2 separate regions of the Mus musculus genome follow, and region 2 is linked to region 1. The links are chromatin contacts, found by POLR2A ChIA-PET in ENCODE. All regions are on one chromosome and are shown on one strand. The core of a region is the stretch at or near the end of the contact, and the rest is flanking DNA. Distances in the headings are between cores, read along the strand shown.

Region 1 (6,374 bases), core at 2,143-4,642:
AGGAGACAGGAACTCTAGCCTTGGTAGGGGGCCATGGACCCCAGTTGCCCTCCCAGCATCCCATTATGCCACCTCTTTGTCCTCCCTGTTGCAATATTAGTTCTTGAGTAAAGGACTTCTTGTCAGCTTGAGTACAGGCCTCAGCCAATAGTTATGGAATCCTGGCCCAACAGTGCCATTTGTGATAATGCCTGGGGATGCTTGCGTCTGTCACTTGGGGGTTACTGGCAGGGACTCTAAGGGTAGAAAGGCAGGGAGAACTAGTGGAGGGAAAGCTAGATATAGGCAGAAAGGGTACCAAGATGTCACTTCATGCAGACCCATGGCAGAGCCTCAGGCCCCAATCACTTACCAGTCGAGCAGGGGATAGGCGCTCCTCCACCCACCGCTCCCTATGGATATCCCCATGGCTGCCCAGTCTCTTGTTTTGTGGGTGGGGGTTGTTTAGGCCCTGCCAGCTCAGCTCCCGTACCCGGATACTAGCTGTGCCTGGTCGAGACCCCTGGGATCCATCCCAGGCTGGGTCCATCCAAGTCCAACCTGTTAAGAGAAGCAGAGGGCCAAGTCTCCTTTACAAGATTCTAGTTCACAACAATGGCCCACAAAGCCATGACATTAACTCTGATCTTCCATCAGCCTCCCATTTCCCAGCCTGATTGGACCTGCTCTGAGGGGCCCCAGGCAATGTCAGTGGTCTAGATAACTGGATAGCACACATACCCCGCCCTAGCTTCTGTTCAGTTTTTTTTTTTTTTCCAATTTGGCTGATACCGTCCCTTTGCTTCTCTATTTTTAAAAAGAGATGTATGTATCCATTTTACAATTTGTGTGTGTGTGTGTGTGTGTGTGTGTGTATGTGGAGGCCAGAGAACAACTTTGGGTGCCATTCCTGGGGTGCCATCTTCTTCTTTTGAGATAAGGTTTCTCACTGGCCTGGGACTCACCAAGTAAGCTAAGCTTTGTCTCCACAGTGCTGGGATTATAAGCTCACACTACCATGCCTGGCATTTTGTATGATAATTTTGGGGATCAAGCTCAGGTCTTCATGTAGACAAAGCAATCAATTTGCTGTCTGAGCTATCTCCTTGGCCCCTGGTTCTATATTTGTTTCCCACACTGTCCACACAATGAGCACCGGCTCCAAGCTCCAAGCTTTGCTGTCTGGGGGCATCACAAAGGCTGTGAGTTGAGGCTGGAAAGCTAGCTCAGTGGTTTAGAGCACTTGCTCCTTTTACAGAGGACCTATGTTTGATTCCTAGCATCCATGATGGGTGGCTCCACATACACACACACACACACACACACACACAGACACACACACACACACGCTTATAAGATAAAGATTTTTTTAAAAGGCTGTGAGGCTAGGGATACTGTACAAGATGCCTGTAGTGACCAGCAGCAAGTGGCTACTGACAGTTCCCTGAGCTGCCCCTGACAATGGTTGTGGATCTGCCTTCATTAATGGTTTCATGAGTCTAAGTTTAGGATCAAGATAGCAGGCATTACCTCCAACCATCCACACAGTCTTCTGACTAAGTACCTGAAGGTAGCCGGCTCCTGCTGTAGGTCAAACATCCGGGCAAGGGGGCCACATGTGTCTACATGTAACACCTGTAAAAGAGAATTAGATTAGCTTCCTGGTTAGATCACTGTACTCTGTGGTACCTGAGCTGGCCAAGGTCACAGTATCCAGAAACAAGCAGGTACAAGAATGGGGGAGATGTTAGGTGGAGGCCTGGCCCTGAACTCCCTGTAACCATTCTAATGGAGGATAAAGCTTCTACAATGAGGATTCAGCCAGGGTCCCTCTTGGTCACCCAATGCAAATAAAGACATGATCCAAGTCCTACTTCTACTCCCAGAGGGGAGCCTGGGAATGCTCTTGTCAATCATCTGTGGGCCCGCCTCTCCTGCAGGCACTCCTTCCCATACTTTTTTTTCAGGTGCCTCTACACCTCTGGTAGGAAGTGCATAAACTGTTTCTCCTTAAAGATACAGAGGTCTGTGTTTGGCCCTAGATCTTATACTCAAGAGACAATGGCTAAGGTAAGAACTCTGTTCAGAACATTAAGTATATCCTTTCTTCTTAGTCCTCCTCCGTGGCCTCCATGCAGGTTTGGCCGACCCCTAACTCCTGTACTTCCTGCCGTTCCCAGATACATTTCTCTAGTTAGAGTGATCCCCTTCCACTGCACTTCATGACTTATTGCTTACTCTGTCCTGTATGTCTTGTCCCACAGACGTGGGTCGCCCAGGATCCCCCTAGCACAAAGGACATGGAGAGGAGGTGCTAGGCTCTCACCTGAGGGGTGGGCCAGAGTGCCCAAGACTTGGGGCGCAGCACTAGGCCCCTCCACCGCGGCGGTCGCTCTCTCAGGTGAGGGCTTTTTTTTTTAATTATTATTTTTACCACCGCGATGGGGTTGCAGGCCTGGCGCCATGGCAACGGGGGCGGGGCTCATTTGAATACCCAAATATTCGTGAGCCGCGGGCATCCGGGGCTTCGGTAAGATGAGCCCCGCCCCCTAGCAACGGTTGCCGGGACACGCGGCAGATCCGGTGGAAATGCTCCCTAGAGTAAGAGACAAGCCGGACGGCTGAACGCAGTGAAGGCACTCACGGTGGTTCAGAGAGCCGTCCGTGAGAGGCTTCTGGCCAGCTCTCGGTTATCTGCCTGCTAGATGAATAGAACAAGCCGAGCTTGCACCCCGGGCGGCGACCGGGGTGAGCGTGCAACCCCAGGCCTGCACGACCTGAGTAAAAGCCTGAGTTTTTCTGAGGACGTGCTTATTCGTTTCTTTGAAATTTCAAAAAGTGTTGAAAACATGTCATTTGCGTCTGACACAGATGTACCCTACTTGCTTGAGTGGGTGGAACACTTCATTTCGCCCCAATACCAACTTTTCTGACTTTCGGGGTCGTTCTTCAAATGGACGCAGTATGAGCTTCTGCAGTGTTGGGACCTCGAGTTTGAGAGCGGTAGGGGGGTCTTCTCCAAAACACGAAGAGCGCGGTGTGATGGGCCGACGCTGCCCCAGGATGGAGCCTTTGCTCCACCTCGACCTACGAGAACAGGCAGCTAGGGGTTCCGGCGAACTCTGTCTTCCTCTGTTATTCCGCGTCCGCGGTGCTGACTGTCCCCGACACCAATACCCGGTCGGGATGACCTTTCCACTCGTGGGCCTTTGGGCCTTTGGTGAGGCTGCAGGGTGGAGGCTCTGTAGTAGGTCCTCAACGCAACCCGAGCGTGCACCAGTTTCTCTCCGGAGAAATCCCGGGCTCGTAAGCACGGTCTCGGTCTGTCTCTTCTGCACCTAGGCACTAGACATCACTGTTGAGTGCAGGACCCAAGTTCCGGCACTGCCTTCCCCGCGGCTCCAGGAAGCCCCGCCCAGCTTCGGCTTCTGACGGATGGGTTGCTCAGCCAACCACAACAGGTCGCGGTGCGGAGGAGTTCGACCAATCACGGGCCGCCTCGAGTTGACGGACGGGCGTGGGGCGGAGCGGGGCGGGGCGAGCGCGGGCCCGGCCAAGTCCCCGCCGTCCGCTCCCGGCGCCCGCAGCCCGAGCCGCACCCGCCGCGGACGGAGCTCATGCGCGGGCCCAGCCGGCGCCCGTCCGCGCCCCCGCCCTGCCCCGGCCCCGGCCCCGGCCCCGGGGGCAGTCGCGCCAGCAAGCGGTGAGTGCGGGCACGGGGTGGGGCGCGGGGCGCAGGTGATCGGTGCTTCCTTGCTCCTCTCGGCCCGGCAGCGTGCCTAGCGTCCGGCTGCCCGCCTCTGCGGCCGGACTCGCTCTGCCTGTGGCCGTCCTCCCAGCGAGGCGCCGCCCGGGCCTCCGGAGACTCTGCGCCCCGCGGCCATCACGCTCGGGCCTCGGGGCCACAAGGACACCCGCGTTGGGCCCCAACCAGGGCCTTCTGCTCCCAGCCATCCCTCGCGTTCCTGTAGTCACCTGCTTCCCACACCCTCAGCCGTTTTTCCCCCCCTCTGTGAAAGCTCCCTGGCCCCTTGTGGAAGGTTTGTCTTAGTGGAGGGCAGGGTCCTTCTCCAGCCACCCTCCCCCCGCTGCCGGGACCGCGCCTGGCATGCAGTAGGCGCTCAGTAAATAGTTGTAGGTTGCACCCACATGCCGGCGGGCCAGAGCCGGTTGTAGGCTGGCATTGGCCTGCCTGGGCACGCCGAGGCCGCCGTGGCAGGACCTGTTTTTTGGGGGGTGGCCTCAGCCCTCAGGCGCCTCCAGTTGAGGGTTTCTGCCTACCTAGCGACTTCTAATTTGGGTGCGTGGTTGGGAGAAGCTCTCAGCTGTCAGCCCTGCCTTGGGGGCCTCTCCCTGCTTCCTCACACAGCCATTAAGTGCTGTTTGAGGAGGTTGGGGGGTGGGGGTGGGGTCCTCCCTTTTCAAGCTGAAGGTGCCACAGGTGATCAACTGGGCCACTGGCAGGCCTGCCTGCTCAATGCTGGAGAGGGCCCTTGGGTCAGGCATCTATTAGCCGTCTCAAGTGGCAAGGGCCTTGGCTAAGTGTGCTTCTCATTGGCAGGTGGGGCAGGAGCTCCTGGATTGGCAGCCGCTGTAGAAGCTATGACAGAATACAAGCTTGTGGTGGTGGGCGCTGGAGGCGTGGGAAAGAGTGCCCTGACCATCCAGCTGATCCAGAACCACTTTGTGGACGAGTATGATCCCACTATAGAGGTGAGCTCTGCCTACCTGCCAGAGGTGGGCTGTGGCAGTGGTCATGGGTAAATGACCAAACAGCCCAGGTCTTGTAGGTGTTATGGGGTATGATCCATCAGGGTATGAGAGGTGCAAGGGTGTAGGCTGGTTCTGTGGATTCTCTGGTCTGAGGAGAGGTGAGACCCCACCCCCACCCCCCACCCCCACTAAGCCGTGTTGTTTTGCAGGACTCCTACCGGAAACAGGTGGTCATTGATGGGGAGACATGTCTACTGGACATCTTAGACACAGCAGGTCAAGAAGAGTATAGTGCCATGCGGGACCAGTACATGCGCACAGGGGAGGGCTTCCTCTGTGTATTTGCCATCAACAACACCAAGTCCTTCGAGGACATCCATCAGTACAGGTGAGCCACCTATGGCTAGCCCGTGAGCCCGTGGCACACGTGAGGAAGGTTCCGTGTGCACACTGAGGCTTTATGTCTTTTTTTGAATGTCCTGGACACAGTCATGCCTGCAGCCTGCTAGCTGGCTCATATCCACCCCATCCCCCTCCAGGGAGCAGATCAAGCGGGTGAAAGATTCAGATGATGTGCCAATGGTGCTGGTGGGCAACAAGTGTGACCTGGCTGCTCGCACTGTTGAGTCTCGGCAGGCCCAGGACCTTGCTCGCAGCTATGGCATCCCCTACATTGAAACATCAGCCAAGACCCGGCAGGTGAGCCTGTTTCCCTCTCCACAGCTAGTCAAGGATTTACCGCACCCCACCCCAGCCAGGGAGCAGAGCTCATTGCCGCTCTCCCTCAACACAGGGCAGCCGCTCTGGCTCCAGCTCCGGGACCCTCTGGGATCCCCCCTCCCCCGGGACCCATGTGACCCAGCGGCCCTCAAGCTGTAAGTCTCCCAGACCGCAGGGCTGTGAGGGAGGCAAGGGCCAGGGTCTGGGCTTATGCCCTGCAGTTCTGAGTTCACATAGCTCTAGGGCAGGATGGGGTCCCTGGAGAGAGCTGCCCTGAGCCAGGCCGGAGCGGCGACCCAGGGGCCTTAGTTCTTCTTGTCCCCAGTGTCCTGTGGATACTGGCTAGTTTTAAGCCCTTCAGTGTTGTTAGGCTGTTCAACTTGAGACGTACTGGGGGTCTGGGAGAGTCCTGAGTTAAGTGGCTCTGACTTTGAGTGATACTCAGGAGTGAACCCTATTTCAGGAGAGTGGCCTGTGCCTTTTGGATGGCCAGGGCCCAGCTCCCTATTTGTGTTGGTTTTGCAGCTGAGGAAGGGAGCCTCCAGCGTTGGGGTGTGACCTGATCTAGGCAGGGAGTTTCTTACCCAGACAGCACCCCTTTTCTCCCCAGAGTCCTCTCTGATCTAGTCCCTCTGTCCCCAGGGCGTGGAGGATGCCTTCTATACACTAGTCCGTGAGATTCGGCAGCATAAATTGCGGAAACTGAACCCACCCGATGAGAGTGGTCCTGGCTGCATGAGCTGCAAATGTGTGCTGTCCTGACACCAGGTGAGGCAGGGACCAGCGAGACGTCTGGGGCAGTGACCTCAGCTAGCCAGATGAACTTCATATCCACTCTGATGTCCTTGCTCCCCCAATTCTGCCAATCCCCCCCGCCTGCAGTCAGTCATGTCCTTTGTGCCCGTCCCGGCACAGGCTCAGGACATGGAGGTGCCGGATGCAGGGAGGAGGTGCCGACGGAA
Region 2 (6,374 bases), core at 1,693-4,192, 200 kb before region 1:
CTAGGACTGGAACTATGGATGCTGGAAAAACATGCTCCACAAGCTTGTCCTACTGCCCGACAGCCAGCAGGGGGCGCTCTAACCTGAAACCGCTGGCAGACATGTTTTGTCTCTTTAACCTCACTTGTGGGGGGCGGGGCCCGCCATATTATGCCCATGTGTTTTGGCTCCTTTAACATATTGGTTATTTTTCTTCAGGATCAACTCAGTTATCCAAATGAACAGGCACATGAACAGCAGATGCACAGATGTCCAGTTGCCAGGCCAGGAGGACATGAGCTTGCCAATTTCAAAGTACCCCTGCTTTTTCTTTTCTTTTTTTTTTTTCTTTTTTTTCTTTTTTTTTTTTTTTTTTTTGGTTTTTCGAGACAGGGTTTCTCTGTATAGCCCTGGCTGTCCTGGAACTCACTCTGTAGACCAGGCTGGCCTCGAACTCAGAAATCCGCCTTCCTCTGCCTCCTGAGTGCTGGGATTAAAGGCATGCACCACCACGCCTGGCACCCCTGCTTTTTCTTTTCCAGACCTTCATACCAGGATCCTATATAGCTAACAACACAGGGTGACCTCAGACTCGTAGTCCTCCTGCCCTGCTCCCCAGTGTTAGGGTTATATTATAGGTCTGCACCACCAGGCACATAATGTCTTTTGATATCAAGGATAGCTCTGTGTCACGGTGACAGCCTAAGTCTATGAGTTATGACACAGCTGCAGAGATAACCAGAGCAGGCCTAGCCCGCAGGCAGCGCAATGCGTGGCTCGTTCTGCTGTCTTGCTTCCTGATTTGGACATCACTAGGGAAACGGGGCAAAGGGTGTATGGGCTACTTTTGCAACATCTCAGGAGTTTGAGGTTATTTCAAAATAAGAAGTAAGTAGGGGAAAATGTGCTCTGGAGTGGTGCTGGCTGAGGTGTGAATCCACTGAAGGGTGCACAGAAAACACAGTTTTTATCATATAAAACTACAGACTCTGGCAGGGCAGTGGTGGCAGAGGCAGGTGGATTTCTGAGTTCGAGGCCAGCCTGGTCTACAAAGTGAGTTCTAGGACAGCCAGGGCTACACAGAGAACCCTGTCTCGAAAAAAACAAACAAACAAAAAAACCCAAACAAAAAACAAAACAAACAAAAAACCCTACAGACCCAGGGCTGGGGACACAGTTGAGTGGCAGCTGTTTTAGCAGGTGTGATGTCAGAGCTTGAGCTCTAGCCTCCCCTCCCCTCCCCTCCCCTCTCCTCCCCACCCCACCCCCAGCTGAGCATTAAGGCCCAAAGACCCTGAGGTTCAGAGGAAAATGAAAGGGGTCAAAAGCGTTCGGAAACTCTATTTTCAGGAGCCTGTGATACCCAAGGGGTGAAGAACCCTCACCACAGCTGGGCAGGGGTGGTGCACAATGCTGATCCCAACACTTAGGAGGCAGAGGCAGGCAGATTTCTGTGAGTTCGAGGCCAGCCTGGTCTATAAATCAAATTCCAGGAAAGTCAGGGCTACACAGAGAAACCCTGTCTTCAAACAAATAAACACCAAAAGAAACCTTTACCATCTGACAAAAAAAAAAAAAAGACTTTGAATAAATAAAGTATATAAAATAGATTTTGAATCTGACAATGTTTATAATTATTTGTTTTAAGCCACACTGTCAATGAATGTGCTCTTTGGCTCTTTGTTGTTGTTTGAGACAGGCTCTTACTATGTAGCTCAGGCTAGCCTGGAACCATGTAGCCCAGGCTGGCCTCCAACTCATAAAGATGTGCCTGCCTCTGCCTCCCAAATGCAGGTGTGAGCTACCATGCCTGTCTCTTGCTCTCTTCACAAACATTAGCCGGTAAACTCTGCACTACACACACAGTGGAAAAACCTTAGGACTCCCAGATGGATTTCTGGAAGCTGACGAACACAGCTTGTGTCAGACGGGTTTGCTATTAGACCCACATCAAGTCTGTCCTTTATAGCTAAGCAGCCCAAATATGCCTAATCACTCTCTGCGACTCTCTGAGAGATAAACAATGCACTTACTCATGAGGAATTAAAGCCTGTTTCTCAAGTCACCGTGAGAAAGCAGAAAAGAGCAGAAGTGCTTTTGTACTGAGCTCACACGGAGCATTTCCTGAAAGTCTTTCTCACAGCACATGTGAGATCACCTCCACCACCCTCCAAGGATGAGAGCAAGACTAACAGCACAAGTCTTTCCACCTGTTTTCCGCGTCCCTACCAAGTCCAGGAAAATCTGAGTACTGGAGCTGCGCATGGTGGCACTGCCTGATCCAGCACTAAGGCTAAGATAGAAGGATTACCAGGAGTTCCAGAACAGCCTGTGGCTACACTGTGAGACCCAGTCTCAAAAGAGAAGGAAGTATGACAATGATAACCATTTGATTTAGTGTGTGCAACTGGTCTGACTCCAGCCATGCTGTGTACTGCCCATAGAGAGTAACCAGCTGCATGTGGAAAACCAGTGCAACAGGCTGCAAAAAGCAGATGGTGTCCAGTCTTGCAGACTGCACTGGCTCCAAAGTTGAGCCTGTGTCATCGTAGGGAATTGGGAGTAGGGGTGGGGGCACCCCGGGTCAGGGAGACTTTCTCGGACTACCTCTACCCACCGAGGCTTCGCGCCGGGCTCCCAGGGTCACCAATAGCCCAGGAGCTATTGATCCTTGAAGGTTCCGCAAACTCACCAATCCCAGCTCCAGCGCCCGCGAGGCCCCGCCCCTGACACCCACACCGGTGCTGGTTCCAAAATTGGGGGCGCAGCAGCTTAAATAGGGCGCATGCACCGCGTCCTCTTACCATTGAAATCACCCGTGTCGGCCACCACGGTGGTGAACTGCTTGAGCTGGTCCAAGGCGGACTCCATCCTCTGGCGCTTTACCGGGGACCCCGACATGGCGAAACGCGAACAGCTGAGGCGGTAGCCGGTGCGTGCTAACCCACAATGCCCCGCGCGTCCTGGCCAATCAAAGCAAAGCTAAATGAAGCCTGACGACGAGCCCCGCCCATGTACTTGGAGACCTTGCCATAGACCACGCCCCGTGTCACGGTCGGAGTTCTCTTCCCCAGTAGCGAGTGGTTAGTTTCTACCAGTCCAAGGAGAGTGGATTCTTTGTACCCCTCTAGAGCTCGGATGCGTAGAATGAACAGACAACGGATTCTACTGAGACGCGCGCTCAGTAAGCCTCAGACCCCACGGACTACGGATGGATGGGTGGCAGCGCTCTCGCTCCACACCCATGCTAATCCTTGAGCGGGTCCTTGCCTCCAACTGTGCATTCCCTACAGGGGCTTCAGAAGTGCACCCTTTCTCCAGCTGTGGGACTCCCCTACTCCCAGTTTAGGGACTGGGAGCTGCGCCCTCTCTGCTGATCGCGATAAGTCAAGCTCGGTGCAGCCCCTGCTTACAGGCAGACAAGCTAAAGCACAGTCTGAGAATCAATACAGGTGTATGGCCCCATGGGCGACTTCTGGCAAAGCCACCAGTTTCCGCTTCCCAGATGGAGTGGTTCTGGTGTTGCCTTAAGCTGCTGGGTGATCCTTCCCTTGCCCATGATTTTGCATCTCCCCTGGCTGGAAGTCTGTCTGGAATAAGCAGCAGTTTGAGAAAGTTGAGATGGGGAATTGAATCTTCAGTCATGAATAAAAATAGTAAGGGCAGTTTCTTTTACAGTGTTCCCATTATTGATTTGCAGTTCTTTGAATATGCTGGCTCAAGCTATTACACATATATGTGTATGCCGGATATTTTCTGTTAATATTTTGTTTACCACTCGTCTTAGTTTGCTTTCTATTGCTGTGATAAACACCACCACCCAAAGCAACTAGGCGAGGTTGATTGTACCTTACCCTCCCAAGTAACAATCTATCACTCAAGGACTGCAAGAAAGGCGCCTGGAGAAAACTTCTCACCGGCTTGCCTCCCTTGGTTTGCACAGCCTCCTTTCTTTACAGCCCTGAACTTCCAGGACCACCTGCTCAGGGATGGCACCACTCACCGTGGTGCTATGGGCTTTCCCTTATCAATCATTAATCTTAAAATTAATTTTTTCTTAAAAACGGAGCCAGGCAAGGTGGTACAGACCTTTAATCCCAGCATTCTGGAGGCAGTGGCAGGTGGATTCAAGGCCAGCCTGGTTTACATAGGGAGCTCCAGACTCGCCAAAGGGAAAAAGCCTTGCCGACTGACTTGCTAATCTTGAGGACAGAGGCATTCTCTCATTCGAAGTTCCCTCCTCCTGCAAAATCCGAGCTGTGTCAAGTTGACAAAAAAAAGTAACCAACACACTTTTTTTTTTTTTTTTTTTTTTTTTAGTATCTTTTAAAAATAGATTTTTCTTTGAAAGGAGACTGGCCTTGAACTCTTGGTCTTCCTGCCCCTGCCTTCCAAGTGCTCAGATTACAGGCAGGGGCCACCATACTTGGCTCCAGCTGACTCTATTCAAGTTCACTGGAAGATGGACTTTTATATACTAGGGGCCACAGAGGCTGCCTCTAGGGCAGTGTTTCTCAACTTGTGGGCCACAACCCTTTTGCAGAGGTGGTTGTGGGTGGGGTCAAATATCAGATAGCCCGCATATCAGATATTTACATTTTGGTTCATCATGGTAGCAAAATTACAGTTATGCAGTAACAATAAAAATAATTTTATCTTTGGGAGTTACCTCAAAAGGAGGAACTGACTCCATTGAAAGGTTGCAGCATTAGGAAGGCTGAGAACCATTGTGCTAGAGGACTAGGCTAATTGAAGGGGGCTCCACCTATCAGCTTTCAGGAAGTCACCACCTATCCCAGGGTGGTCATTGTTGGGGAAGCAGATGTTTGTGTCACCTATGCTCCTGTGACAATCATTCACTGGTTCCCCAAGCTGAACAAGGACTCGGTTGTTCCTTTGGTCTGTTATCAGTGCCCTAATTAGGGTAAGTGTTTGTTCATATCTGTTGAGACAATTATTGCCTTGAGTTGAGGGACTACCTCCCACCTACTCCTCCCTTGTAAGGCCCCAGTGACAAAAAATAAAGTTTGAGTCTACCAGAGTTCCCCTTGGGAAAGCAATGAATTATTGGGGGTTTTGTTGTTGTTGTTTGTTTGTTTTTGTCTTTCGAGACAGGGTTTTTCTGTGTAACCCTGGCTGTCCTGGAACTCACTCTGTAGACCAGGCTGACCTCGAACTCATGCCTGCCTCTACCTCCTAAGTGCTGGGATTAAAGGCGTGCACCACCACTGCCCAGCAGGCTTTTTTTTTTTTTAAAGATTTATTTATTTTGTTTTATGTGTATGGGTATTTTCCCTGCATGCACAGATATGTGTACCACATGCATGCCTGGTGCCATGGATCCCCTGGAACTGGAGCTACAGACAGTTGTGAGCTGCCTCATGGGTGCTGGGAAGTGAGCCCAGGTCCTCTGCAAGAGCAGCCAGTGCGCTTCTCTGCTGAGCCATTTATCCAGCCCCATTATCAGGTTTTCTTACAGAGTAAGGTTCCTGACAAGAGCATGGTTAAGCCCACTGCATCCACACTGGAAAGTCTGCATCCCCCATGGATGATGGCTTTCTCATGGCTGCACAGATGGAGTTCCCTAGTCCTTCCCAGCCTATATACGTTAAACCCTTTTGGGATCTGAGACCCATGCAGTTAGAGTTGAATTACAACAGGTTGGAGAGAATGACTGGATATTCAGGTGAGCGTCTAATCCACCCTCTCCTCCTATGAAGGCGCCACCAACCTTCAGCAAGCATAGCTACGATGCTCTTTTGCAAATGGGCACAGCTGATCTGATAAAGATGGTGGCAGTTTGGTTCAGGATAGTGCTGTCAGAGGGAATCTCTTCAGAAGTCACACAACACTCACTAGCCCAATAGGTAGAATCTACAGTGAGTTGGAAGACACAGAAGCAGTTCTTGCTATGGGGGTGTTATCATTTCAGTCTGCAGGGAAGCTCAGTAAGACAAGAAGTAAATTCAAAATAGCTTCAAGAAGTCCCAGAAGCTGAGCAGTTTAATGTCATCAGAGAGGGGGATTTATAAGCAGTTAAGGCTTTCACCCTCTCACCATCCCAGCTTCCTGGAAGAAGCAGAGACCTAGAAGAAACAAAGACCAGCAAAGCTTCCTGTAAGAGGCTCAGACCAACTGAGCCACCTGGAAAGGACATTCTCCCACCTGTTGAGCTCTTTGCAGGATGTATATCACCCTCCGGAGTCCCAGCTTTTGTGTGTTATCACCCATGCTGGGGTGACCCGTGGTGATGCAGCTGCCTTTGAGTCATTTCTGCTTCTGTAAGTACCTCAATAAAACCAAGTTGGACTTTGAAGCTATCTGTACTTTGATCTATTCTCAATTCCATGTCTGGAGTGAACAGACATTTGTCCCCATTCCCCCAGAGTACTCTC

The links. ChIA-PET counts read pairs that join two places held with the same protein, here RNA polymerase II (POLR2A).
Region 2: POLR2A ChIA-PET joins it to region 1 with 11 read pairs in Patski. The contact joins the promoter of Taldo1 here to the promoter of Lrrc56 in region 1. POLR2A ChIA-PET finds 5 or more read pairs at or near these places in 3 of 5 experiments (Patski and embryonic stem cell).

The regions. Positions count from the first base shown.
Region 1 is chr7:141,191,148-141,197,521 of GRCm38, reverse strand. Lrrc56 (leucine rich repeat containing 56) reads right to left here and starts at 3,392. Exons shown (of 13, transcript NM_001172064.1): 1 at 2,905-3,392; 2 at 1,544-1,614; 3 at 353-540. The coding sequence starts at 529. It overlaps Hras (Harvey rat sarcoma virus oncogene), which reads left to right and starts at 3,518. Exons shown (of 5, transcript NM_001130443.1): 1 at 3,518-3,682; 2 at 4,541-4,692; 3 at 4,902-5,080; 4 at 5,232-5,391; 5 at 6,055-6,374. The coding sequence starts at 4,582. The coding sequence ends at 6,174.
Region 2 is chr7:141,388,728-141,395,101 of GRCm38, reverse strand. Taldo1 (transaldolase 1) reads right to left here and starts at 2,942. Exons shown (of 8, transcript NM_011528.4): 1 at 2,784-2,942. The coding sequence starts at 2,880.